Linked DNA regions of Homo sapiens: region 1 is linked to region 2. Evidence: chromatin contacts called from ENCODE Hi-C or POLR2A ChIA-PET data. All regions are on one chromosome and are shown on one strand. Each heading gives the region's core, a stretch centred on a gene start or an enhancer-like site at or near the end of the contact. The rest is flanking DNA. Distances are from core to core; before and after follow the strand shown. Region 1 overlaps COL15A1 (collagen type XV alpha 1 chain). Region 2 holds the start of COL15A1 (collagen type XV alpha 1 chain).

Region 1 (5,797 bases), core at 479-2,978, 33 kb after region 2:
CCTCTGTCTCTGAAACCGTCTGATTTCTCCTCTCTGCGCCCTGAGGAGGGGCCACCCCAAAACTGCACTTAGGAGTCTGAACTAGATTTGAGGGAGGGAGGCTCAGGTTGTCTCTCCCTGTGTCCGTTCCTTCACAGCATCCCCTTGGCTCTGTGGATGTTTAGAGGAGGGGGGATGACTTTGGCCCTTTTTGCAGAGTGAGAGTGGGGCCCCCGTGTGTTGGGGTGCAGCTGAGCCTGACTGGAAAGATTTAGATGTAAGAAGATGGGGAAGAGTGATGTCACTAGAAGGAATAGCATGAGTGAAGGCAAAGACACGGGGGGAGAATGAGGAGATGAAGCAGAGGGTGTCTCGAGTAGAATTTTGCTTTTATGCTGAAGGCACTGGGGAGCCATTGAAGGCTTTGGAGCTTGTAATAGGAGCAGATGACTACTAATGGTCACCTAGATAGTGAGCTGCTTGAGCACACATGTTCCAGGCTTAGCTCCATGTCTCCAGCACTACACAAGGCACAATGTGGGAGCTTTAGAAATATGATCAAATTCATGAATTGGAAAAGTAAGTTGAAAACCCCCATTGGAAATGAAGCTATCTCTAAGCATTAATGAAGTGAGAGAATAAGACCGGTCAGATGCAGCCCCAGGAAGTGTTTGAAGGCAGTGAAAATACATAGAATAAATCACAGTGGATGTGGCTCTGAGAGTCTATCTGGTCTAACTCTCTGATGGGAAAACTGAGATCAGGGAGGGGGACTAGCTGGCCCAAGGTCACAGACAGAGTCTTGAACCTGAGTCCTTCCTCCCCTCCCTGGGTCTCTCATTGCCCCATGGATTCATGCCTCCCAGATGGGCTCTCTGGGCCAGTGGATCCAGCATCGTGGAGATGGGAGGGAACGTGGACTTTCAGGTGATGGATGGGCATGCAGTGAGGTCACTGTTGGATGTCAGACTGGAGCCCGACCTCAGTGACTCTCACCAGGGCCTCAGACTGTGAGCCTGGCACCTTCAATTCAGGAATGCCTAGGATTTAGTTCAGCCAGCAAACACTTCCTGAGGACCTGCTCAGGGACAGAGCCTGGGTGTGGGGGAGACAGGGAGAAGTGGACGCCAGTTCCTACACTTAAGGAGGTTCCAAGATGGTAGGGTCCAACACCTTAGTCATATAATGCCATATATGCTACATAGAGTCAGGGCCAAGTGCAGGAGCGGGAATGCCCAGACTACCTGGTGGGGGAATCCAAGAAGACTTCATGGAGGAGGTGATGACATTGAAGTTGGGCCCTGAGATGTGTGGAGCAGTTCCTCAAGTGGAGGGAACAGCATACACAAAGGCTCAAGGGTGTAAAATGTAGGACCCATTCAGGATACCTTGAGTTTTCCAGTATGACAATTGCATGGGAAATAGCAGGGTAATAATAATAGGGAAAGAAATGGCAGCTACCATTTATTAAGCACTCTGTGTGCTAAGCAGTGTGCTAAACATTTTAGGTATATTATTTTATTTAAGTCACACAACTGTCCTCTGAGAGAAGTATTATTATCTGGGGATAAGTGTGGGCCGCTTCCAAGAATCCTCAGGCTGCAGAGTTCCATCAGCATGCTCCACGCCAGTCCCCAGTCCCCTCCAAAATGGTGGGATGTCTTCCCACCAGCTGTGATCTCCACCCTCCTCCCTTCTTGCCCAGCACAGAGCCATCCAAGGTCAAGCCCATGGACCCAGTTGCTGGGCCTGTTTGTCTTGGCTCCCTGGCTTCTCCTCCCCTCCCTGGTGGCTGCCTAAACAGGTGGCCCTCCTGCTGGAGGCCAAAGGGAAATGAGCCAGCAGGCCCAGGCGCAGCCGCGAGTGAGCATGGGTCACTCCAGGTCAGGGGTCGTCCCCTACCACGCCATGCCATGGGACAGTGGATGTGGAAGGATGTGGTGGGGGTTGCTGAGAGCAGAGCTGGGCTGCTGGGGCTGACTTGGGCTTGCTCTACATTCATGGCTGGCCTCCCTCTTGGCGGACTCTGTGGAAACAAGGCCTGCGGGCCAGCGCCTATCCATGTGTCCTGTCTTGAATGGCTGAGGTCTAGGGGGATGGAGGGTGGGAGGGTTAGGAAGGGATCTTTTTTGCAGACTTTGGTTTTTGTTAAGCTTATACCTTGCATTTCCCATCTGTCGTCTCATTGAATCCCCACATGGGAAGTGGGCAGGGACCTCCCCTGATCACCAGGAAGTCATCGCCCAAAGGCTTTGTGTTTGGTAAAGGGCAAAGGAGGGGTCTCATCCCAGCTGTGTCCAAGGAAGAGGATGTTCTCCACTGCAGGCTGCCTCCTTTGCCCCCTCTCCAGCTGACCAACCATTGGCCAGGACCTGGAGTGGTCGGGGCTGTGGGAGGGCACCAGCTCTGGGACTCGTGGTACCAAGACTCTGTCCACCCTTGCTTGGCTGCCCCATCTGTTGCTTCCTGGCTGTGCCTCCTGGCCATGGAAGTCTCCCTGAACATCAATTTCCCTGTCTAGAAAACAAGGATGTTGGATAGATTCATGAATTTTTGTTTTTAAGCAGACTCCTAGGCATAAGAATTCCCAGAATTGCCACATGCAAGCCTGGATCTACTGGCCATGGGAAGCACTAGGCTGGTTTAAGCAATGAGCTTTCTGAGTGGGAGCCTCTCAGGCCCTTCTCCCTGTGTCGCCTGAACGCTTAACCTGGCCCTGGATCCCTCAGAGACACCACTTGGAAACAAGCCACAGGATGTGAAGCTCTGGTGCTTTTACTCTCTGTGGCACCAGGAATTTTCCGAGCAGAAAGAGGCTTCCCCCTCCTGTTCCCAGCAGGAAAGAGAGAGGAAATAGAGGAAAAGCTTTTTACTGGATTGGATAAGCGAAGAAGAAAGCAGAGCTCTCAGTAGGGTGTTTGTGGTTTTGTTTTGTTTTTGTCTTTAAACCGTGGAGGAAAGAAAAGAAATCTCAGTGGGATGTGTGGTTTTCTTTGTTTCTTTTCCTTCTTTTTTTCTTTCTTTCTGTACAAAGATAAGCTGTATCTGAGTGAGGAAAAGCAAGAAGAATAGGTTTTATGATTTCTATAAGTGGATGCAAGGAGATAATCTCTTTAAAAATATGTAGATGTCTTTACTTTTCATACCATGTATATGCTGTAAAATAGAAAAAAGTATAAAAAGATATCCAGTGAAAAGCAAGTCTCCCAGCCCCCAGCCACCAGCTTCCTTCCCTGGAGACAACCACTGCCCCGTTTCTTGTGTATTCTTCTAGAGCTATTGTAATATACCATATATATTTAAATATATATGGTATATTTAATTTGTATTAGTACATACATTTCCAACTGATAGCAATTCACTTCTGCACCTTATTTTGTCTGTTTTTATATAGTACATCTTGATTGTTTCATATTAGTACTTAAGGAATCACATCTTTTGAAACGCTGCCTTGGATTTCGTTGTGTGAACCTGTCATCATTTATTATATTAATCATTCCCAAAGATGGGAATTTTAGGTAAATTTAAACCACGATGCTGTGAATATTTGTGTATGTACTTTATATTTCACATATGTAACTTTATCTGTTAAAAAATTCATAGACGTATGACTGCTGGGTCAACAAGTACATGCACATTTGCCATTTTGATAAATGTTATTAAATTGCCTCCCACCACGTTATAACAATTTATGCTCCTGCCAGTAACGCAGGAGAAGGCCTGCTGCCTTAAACCCTTGCCAACACAGCGTATTCTGGTCTTTGCCAATCTGATAGGGAAAATGGTATCCCTTCGTAATCTTAACTCATTCTATCATTATGAATGAGGTTGAGTATTTTTCATATGTTTAAGATTTTAATTTCTTTTACTGTGTCTAGAATTTTCTATTCTTTGCCCATTTTTCTTTTGGGTATTCATTTACTTTGCATATTAGAGAAATGAGTTTGTTGCTGTGATTTTTGTAGCAAATATCAGTCATTTCATGGTTTTGGGGTTTTCTTTGACATTGCAGGGATTATCTTTATTATTATTATTATTATTTATTAGTTCTATGCAGAACATTTTTTTCTAAGTGGTCAAATTTAACCAAATTTACCAATCTTTTAACTAAAATTAATTTCTGTTTTAAAGCAAGTTGTAAACTGGAGAGGATAAGCATTCAATTGAGAATCAAATCTGAGTTCATGGCCAGCAAACACTTCCTCTCTATTAACCTTAGTTTAGTGTTTTCTAAAATGAGGTGATTGGAGGCTGAGCGCAGGGGCTCACACCTGTAATCCCAGCATTTTGGGAGGCCGAGGCAGGAGAATCACTGATTCCAGGAGCTCGAGACCAACGTAGGCAATATAGCGAGACCCTGTCTCTACAAAAAAATGAAAAAATTAGCTGAGTGTGATGCTGCATGCCTGTAGCCCCAGACATTTGGGAGGCTGAGAGGTGGAAGGGTCATTTAAGCCTGGGAGGTGGAGGCTGCAGTGAGCTGTGATCATGCCACTGCATTCCCACCTGGGCAACAGAGCAAGACTCTTGTCTCAAAAAAAAAAAAAGAGGGGACTTGAGAATATGTACACATTCATTCATTTGTTCATTCATTCACTATAAGCCCTGGGTTGGTTACTGGGAAGACAGATGGCCCAGTGGGAAGAGAGGCAAGTGACCCAATAGTGACATGCAGGGGCTATGATGGAGGACCCCGTGTGTACAGAGAGGACTTCTAATGCAGCCCCCAGAGGGGAGGGTGTGGGTGCGGGAGGTGAAGCGAGATTTCAGGGGAAGCGAGGCCTGGGCTGATGAGCAGGAGTCATTCAGTGAAAATAACTGGGCTGGGCTGGGGCAGATGGCACAGAGGAAAGCATTCCTGGCAGGGGTGGGAGTCCCTGGGACAGCATGGGGCACGCTGGGGCTGTGTCAGGCATGTCAGGGAGTAGGGAGTGCAGCTGGGTCCTGACCACAGAGGGCCTCTTGAGCCAGGTGGCAGCAGCCTGGTCAGCCCTGGCCCTGAGGGCCATGAAAAATCCTATTTCATAGAAGGCTTCTAAGCAGGATAGCAACAGGATCAGATGTGCTCTTTTGTCGAGGAGGGGTTAATCGTTTTCATAAAAATTGTATGAAATATTTTCCATGAAATTTGCTATAAAGAAAAATACAATGAATATTTCTTTTGAATACCACCTGAACAATTAACACTATCACTACCGTTGAAAAGCCCCGTGGACCTCTCCCAAATTGCATCTCTCTGCCTCCCCTAAATGTTGGCAAGAATATGCTGCTGGTGGGTCTGCGACATGCATGACACGGTTGCTTCAGAGAACAATTTTGCAATATTCAGGGAAGCTGTAGGTGCACATACCCATATTATCCAATAATTCCACTTCCAGCTGTGGAATTACCTGCACAGGTAAGCAGGAGGAGATGTGTATAAGGGAGTCCGTGGCAGTATCATTTGTAATATTGATGGAAACCTCACCTTCCACCAACAGAAATGTGAATCAACCCATTGTAGCTTATTTATACCATAGAGTACTGTTGTGAAAATATAAGGCCAGGCCAGGCGCGGTGGCTCATTCACGCCTGTAATCCCAGCACTTTGGGAGGTCAAGGTGGGCGGATCACCTGAGGTCAGGAGTTCGAGACTAGCCTGGCCAACATGGCGAAACCCCGTCTCTACTAAAAGTACAAAAATTAGCCAGGCATGGTGGTGGGCACCTGAATCCCAGCTACTCAGGAGGCTGAGGCAAGAGAATCGCTTGAACCCAGGAGTCAGAGGGTGCAGTGAGCCGAGATTGTGCCACTGCACTCCAGCCTGGTCAACAAGAGC
Region 2 (6,468 bases), core at 1,480-3,979:
AAGGCAGCAGCCCCTATTCAATGCCAATCAATTGTTGGCACAGAGAATGCAGGCCTTATGTCGCCAGGTTTTCCAAAATTTCAAAAAGAATCCAGAAGTCTCAATTTTACTGTGCAATTCTCTAATTATCAAATATTGCTAGCCAATTTAATTTGGAGGTTGACACCCAGCAGACCAGATAAAACATATCTATGGGCAAAATTGAAGGCTGGGCATGGTGGCTTATGCCTTTAATCCCAGCACTTTAGAAGGCTGAGATGGGTGGATCAACTTGAGGTCAGGAGTTTGAGACCAGCCTGGCCAACATGGTGAAACCCCGTCTCTACTAAAAATACAAAAATTAGCCGAGTGTGGTGATGGGCGCCTATAGTCCCAGCTACTTGGAAGGCTGAAGAGGAGAATCACTTGAACCCGGGAGGCGGAAGTTGCAGTGAGCCACCATTGCACTCCATCCTGGGTGACAGAGCGGCACTCCATCCTGGGTGACAGAGCGACACTCCATCTCAAACAAAAACAAAAACCAAAATCAAAAATGAAACAAAATTGAGCCTATGGCTGCCAGTTCACAATCTCTGGTTTTAAAACTGTCAAACAGAACCCTAGATCTACTATGTAGCCATAACTGATGTGGTTTTTCTAAGCAGTATAGAAATATAGTTCTAAGAAAGTCAATTATATTCCTAGTTAATGTGGTACTTTACAAACAATAGAGAAATATAGAATTATGAAAGCAAATTCCCTATGGTTAGTGAATCAAAATAAAATAAGGTTAGGCCCATCACAGAGTGGCTGCAAGTGGGAGAGAATTTACATTCACAGGGAATGTGAACAGATTAGGAAAGAGGCCTCAAGTGGACAATTTTGTCGGGATGCAGTTCGCCTTATGTGTTAGCTCCACATGAGGCCAACCTGGTTCTCGAGCTGCTTTGGCTACTGGAGCCTCAATCCCTTAAGAGGTTGATCTAGGGTCCCCCCTCTGTCTTGCCAGTTGTCCCCCTCCACAGGCCGCAGCCCCGATGAGAATATCCACAACCTCTAATAATAGAAGCCAAAATCCAATGGACAGAGAGCACTGTGGTGTACCAGTAGGTGGTCCCATCAAGGGACTCACAGCCACCATTCAATTCAAGGTAGTTGTGTCCATTATCCAGGTGGAGAAATAAAAAATCAGACCAAGGGCAAGATTTGCCCAACTTCACCCTGCAGCCAGGGCCAGCATTGGACTGGAACCCAGACTCCTGATCTCCAGGCCAACCATCCCTCCTCTGAGCCCTCACCGCCCAGGCTGGCATGAACCCTTTCATATCCGAGTGCTCTGTGTCTCCACTGCGATTTTGCTCTTGAGGGTGGAGAGTGAGTCTAATCTTCTTGCTTACTGGCAGGCAGCATGGCTGAGTGGGGAGGAGCATGGGTGTTGCATCTGCCATTCATTAGCCTTGGAATGTTTTGAACCTCAGCTTTCTTATCTATGAAATGGGGATCATGACAGTATCACCTTTCCATGGCTGTTGTGGGTATTAAATGAGATAACACAGCTAAAGCATTTAGCAGAGGGCTTGGGACATAATCCACACCAAGTAAGCATTAGTTGCTTATATCCATTCCCATGCCATCTCCTCTGCAAGGCTAACTCACTTGGCAAGAGGTGACCCATCCTCTAGAGTGGAACTGAATCAAACACAGGAACTGACCACAGAGCCACGGCCCACTGTGGCTACTTGGTGCTTCAGGAAGAGAGGTTTCTAGTGTTTACCTGGCTTCAGAGCTGTCCAGGTCTCAGCCAACTTCAGCGGTGCCTCTTCTCACTCCAAGATCTCACACTATGTGCCGGGTGGTAATCTTAATAAAAAGCGACCATTGAGGGTTTACCCAGTGCCCTGCGATAAGCTCTGCACAGATGGGTTAGTCTGCCCTGAACCGCCTCACTCCCACTGAGGGCTTTCGGAGGCAGAGCCTGGTTCATGACCCCCACATCTCATCACAGGGCCTGGTGTGATGCCTCACCCAAGACTGTGCTCCTTCATTCATCCAGCGTTTATTGGCATCTCCTACTACCTGAGCTGTTTTAGGCAGGGAACAAAGCACAGATAAGCCCTCCTGGAGCTTACATTCTGATGAAGGGGGCAGGCAAGGTATACATAGGGAGGAAAGCCCTGGAATCCAGTACATTAAAAACTTTTATTAGGATTATCTCTGCTGCATTTAGTTGTATGTATCCCTTATGGCCCCCAGGCAGGTCCACTCCTGGGCATTCAAGTCGGTCCATGTGTCAGGCGTGCAGGGTGGGTCACAGCATCTAGGAGCTCAGTGCAGCTTGGGACTTTGGGACATACGCTCCACCTCTCTGAGCCTCAGTCTCCTTGTCCATCATATAAGGAAATCACTGATTCCAGCCTTCCTGGGCTGTGGAGAGGATTCCCTCAGCGGCTGTGAAAGAGTGCTTTCTTGCGGGTCAGCCCCGACAGGACAGACTTAAGGGCGGGAGGGAGCCCATCCCGCTTGCCCCAACGAACGCGGGCGCGGGGCTTTCCTCGCAGGTTACATAAGGCAGCCGCGGGTGGAGGCAGCAGAGGCGAGCGCACGTCCGTCGAGGGGGAAAGGGGCGTGGGGAGGCGGCCGGGGCGGCCGGTATCCCCCGGGCGTGAGTGCGCAGCGCGCGGGGGAGCGCAGGGCGCGGCGGAGTCGGGTTTCAGAGCGCGGGTGACTCGGGGCGCGGGCCGGGAGCCGGGATTCTGCCCGCCGCCGCCGCTGCCGAGCGCCGCCTTTGTTCCCTGCAGGAAGGGCGAGCGCGGCGGCCAGCGCTCAGCGACCCTTCGTCCTCCGCTAAGCTCCAACGCTCTGCTCGACTAGCCGCGCGCCTTCCGGGGCTCCGCAGACCCGCGAGATGGCACCAAGGTAAGACCCGCTTCTCTGCTTCCTCGCGTCCCGGGCCCCTCCAATACTCTTGCCCGCCTCACCTTTTCTCCCTCGGGCACATCTTGCAGGAGGAACAACGGGCAGTGCTGGTGTCTGCTGATGCTGCTCTCGGTCTCCACGCCCCTCCCTGCTGTCACCCAGACCCGCGGTGCGACAGGTAAGCAACCCGGTCGGAGGGTGGCACCGGCTGCCTCCGCGCCCGTGGGGGAAGTCGGTTTTGGCGGCGGACGCGGCTGCGATGCGTGCCTCATTCCTGGACATAAAAGGGAGTCTTGCCACTCAGTGCGCACTGGCGGTCCCGCGGGCGGCTACCTCCTGGCAGTGCAGGGGTTATAGCTGTGAATGGGATCCCTGGGCAGCTGGGGCGGTTGGAGCGTTGTCTGGGCACCCGAGATGTCTGAGCTGGGTGCGGAGCCTCCAATCTTAGGCAGAGAGGGACTTCAGAAACAGCGCCAGCGCCAGCGCCAACAGCCTCAGCGCACCCAGCGCCAGCAGCTTAGGTTGTGCGTGCTGGCTGGCTTCTGGTAAGGGCAGGTCTGGTGCCTCTCCGCACACAGGTGCGAAGCATGAACACCGGGAGGGACATCTGGGGCTTTTGCTGCTCAAGAAATAACGGAACTGAATTGCTCGGTTGCTTAACCCAGCTCTGAGTTACCTAAGCGGTCACGTCTATCATGGGCAGTGGCTCCACCGGTGGTGGAAAGAGCTGTGGCCTGGAAGCCAGAGATCTGATCCCTTCCGTTCCCCGGGCCTCAGTTTCTCCAGCAGAACTCAGGCGGTTGGCTGAATAGTAAGATATAAGTTAAAGTAGACCTAAGTTAAAATGGGCCTCGGTTAAGGTCAGACTGCCTGGGTTTGAACTGTGGCTGGCTGAGTGATCTTGGGCAATGGATTTCATCGCTCTGTGCCTCAGTTTCCCCATCTGAAAAAGGCGATTAATTAGACCATTTTACCTTCCTAGAAATGTTGTGAATATTAGAGAAATTAGAAATAATGTGCTTCCCATGATTCCAGTATATACTAGGCACAAAATAAGTGATAGAAATTACTGCTTGATTCTTGCAGTAACTATGTGTTGGAAAGCAATGCAAGTATTTTTATTTTTATTTTAGATTCAGGGAGTGGTCATGTGTGGTTTTTTACAAGGGTATATTGCACGGTGCTGAGGTTTGGGCTTCTATTAATCCCATCGCAATGCAGGTATTTTTATAACATTGAGGTTGAGAGAAGCTTAGAAAGTGGCCAGTCCAAAAGCCAGGACTTGAATCCAGGTCTGTAGGCTCTTGCCCTTGCTCAGCTCTTTCTCCATGCAGTTTTGCAGAAGAGCCATGCTTTCTATAGCTTCTGACCCCCTCCCCTTTGAATTTGGGGGATTAGTACACATCTTCAATTGAATAAGGGAACAGAAAGTCTAGGAAACAACCTCTAGTCGGCCCAAAGGAAACGGGATTGAGAAGGTGGCCTTGGTTAACTCTTTGTTTGCCTGAAGAAGCCCAAGACAGCCCATTGTCTCCTGGGCAACAAGACCCAAATCCGATGATAGCTTTTCCTGCCAGAGTGTCCAGCCTGGCATTTATTGCAGATCAAAGGGCAGCTGGAGTATAGTTTTAGCTTCTCAGCCCCATGGCTCATGTCAGAAAGTTGCAATTTTGCATATGATATAGGGCCCTGCCAACTCAGTGGCAGAGGCCAACTTTGGGTTCCATGGTCTTTTGTGAACTTTGCTGCAACTTCCAGTTTCCCAAAAGGAAGATGGATCTGGGGATAGGAACTTTGGTGTTTCTTTCTCCTCCTGTGTGTGTCTCTGGGATCCCTCAGTGTCAGGGCTGTTGTTTCTAACACAAAGGAAGCCCTATTCCCATTTATAATGTAAAAAGGGAGGGCCAGCAAACCTTCAGGAGCTGAGAACGGTCTAAGGAGGGCCATTTGCAACTGATGGGTTTTCAGTGCCCCTTTGGGGATGTGAAACGATTCCTAAAAATGTAAACTATCCTCCTGCAAACTGCATTTGTAATGCAATTTAATATCCCTAATACTTATAAAACACTTTGTATATCCAGGTGGAGGTGTGAACATGTTCATATTTCATTCATCCAATCCTTACAACCACTCCAGGAGGTGAGGACTGAGAACAGTTACTATCTCTGTTTTTCAGATGAAGAAACAGAGGTCCAAAGTCACAAGACTTCTAAGTGGCTGGGGTGGGATTTGAACCAGACAGTCTGACTCCAGAGTCCTTGCTCTTAACCATCCTAGTGTGTAGTTAGAAGAGCTTCACGGATGGAGAAGGCTTTAGGGGTTCCATGGTCTCCAATGAGCCCCACAATCTGAATGTCACAATTGTAACATGAGTCCATTGCATGGCATTGTGCAGTCTTCAAAGCACAATGTCACCTTCACCACGTCCCTGGAATCACCACCCAGCAGTGCTGAGAAGTAAATTGGGCTCTGTCTTACAGAGGGGATGTGACTTCCTCAAGGCCGCATGACTGTAACTGGGTAGATCCATAATAGCCCTCTCACGTCTGTGAACTTCTGGGCTGGTGCTGTTCCTTCCATAGGACCACTGCCCAACTGGCTATAAAAAACAATTGCCAAGACTTCATAGCACTATGAACCAGCAGTGTTTTAAGTGCCCTGCCATGAATGAGCTCAGTCAATCATCACAACAACCCCATGTCTTATCCCCTTTTACAGATGAGGAAACTGAGGCACAGTCTTTTGCCCAAGGGCATGTAGCCTTCAGTAATATAAGCACAATTTGAGCCCAGAGGGTCTGACTCCAGAATCTGTACTTGTAACCACTATGCTGTATGCTTAAGTGGGGTGGCTTCTGAAAGCATGTTTGTAAGTGGGCTGTTATGAGCGGAAATACATGTTCCCAACGATTTGGCAGTTTCTTAAAATGTTAAATATATACTTACCCTACAATCTAGAACTTCCACTCCTAAGTATCTACTTAAGGGAAAGGAAAGCATATGGCCACCCAAAAACTCATATGTATGTTCATAGCAGCATTATTTATAATGACCAAAACTGGAAATAAAGTTAAATTCACCATTAGCTGGTGAATAGATAAACAAATGAGGTGTATCCATTTAATGGAATACTACTCAGCAATAAAAAGGAATGAAGTATTGATCAATGCTACAACAACATGGATAAACCTTAATACCATTAAGCTAAGTAAAAGAAGCCAGACATTAAAAAGCAATACATTGTAAGAGTCCCTATATATGAGATTTCTGTAAAGGCAGAACCACAGAGACAGAAAACAGAAGCAGAGATTGACTGCAAAGGGGCATGAGGAAACTTTTTGGGGAGTGTTCTAAAACTGGATTGTGGTGGTAGTTGTGCAACTCTATAAATTTACTAAAATAATCTAACTATACATTTAAAATGGGTGAATTTTATGGAATGTAAGCTATGCCTCAATAAAGCTGCTTCTTAAATAAAAGAATGTATTTTCCCAGAGCATCTAGGCCCCAGATCTGGTGGGGCTTCAAGGTGGGGTTCCTAGCCAGCCTGGTACAGAGCTGGCACACAGCTCAC

Evidence for each region. A loop is a pair of places that touch in the nucleus more often than their neighbours do. ChIA-PET counts read pairs that join two places held with the same protein, here RNA polymerase II (POLR2A). Pooled maps may share reads with other maps.
Region 1: a map of heart left ventricle shows a loop between it and region 2 (3-fold over the local background). The contact joins the enhancer-like site here to the promoter of COL15A1 in region 2. A Hi-C loop is called at or near these places in 6 of 168 maps with a recorded cell type or tissue (Right ventricle myocardium inferior, chondrocyte, esophagus muscularis mucosa and 2 more), 1 of 37 single-sample maps with no recorded cell type and 8 of 50 pooled maps. POLR2A ChIA-PET finds 5 or more read pairs at or near these places in 3 of 52 experiments (AG04449, AG04450 and GM12878).

The regions. Positions count from the first base shown.
Region 1 is chr9:98,975,648-98,981,444 of GRCh38, forward strand. All of the region lies in intron 2 of COL15A1 (collagen type XV alpha 1 chain), which reads left to right. Among named protein-coding and RNA genes, the nearest start is that of COL15A1-AS1, 34 kb to the left of the region's middle. Within about 2 kb of position 1,729, at least 6 of the 41 ENCODE cell types and tissues checked have a DNase peak (open chromatin) inside an H3K27ac peak, as active enhancers do; they include heart left ventricle and heart right ventricle, where a contact is called at or near this core.
Region 2 is chr9:98,941,178-98,947,645 of GRCh38, forward strand. COL15A1 (collagen type XV alpha 1 chain) reads left to right here and starts at 2,730. Exons shown (of 42, transcript NM_001855.5): 1 at 2,730-2,895; 2 at 2,985-3,073. The coding sequence starts at 2,885. COL15A1-AS1 (COL15A1 antisense RNA 1) reads right to left here and starts at 3,475. Exons shown (of 1, transcript NR_198999.1): 1 at 1-3,475.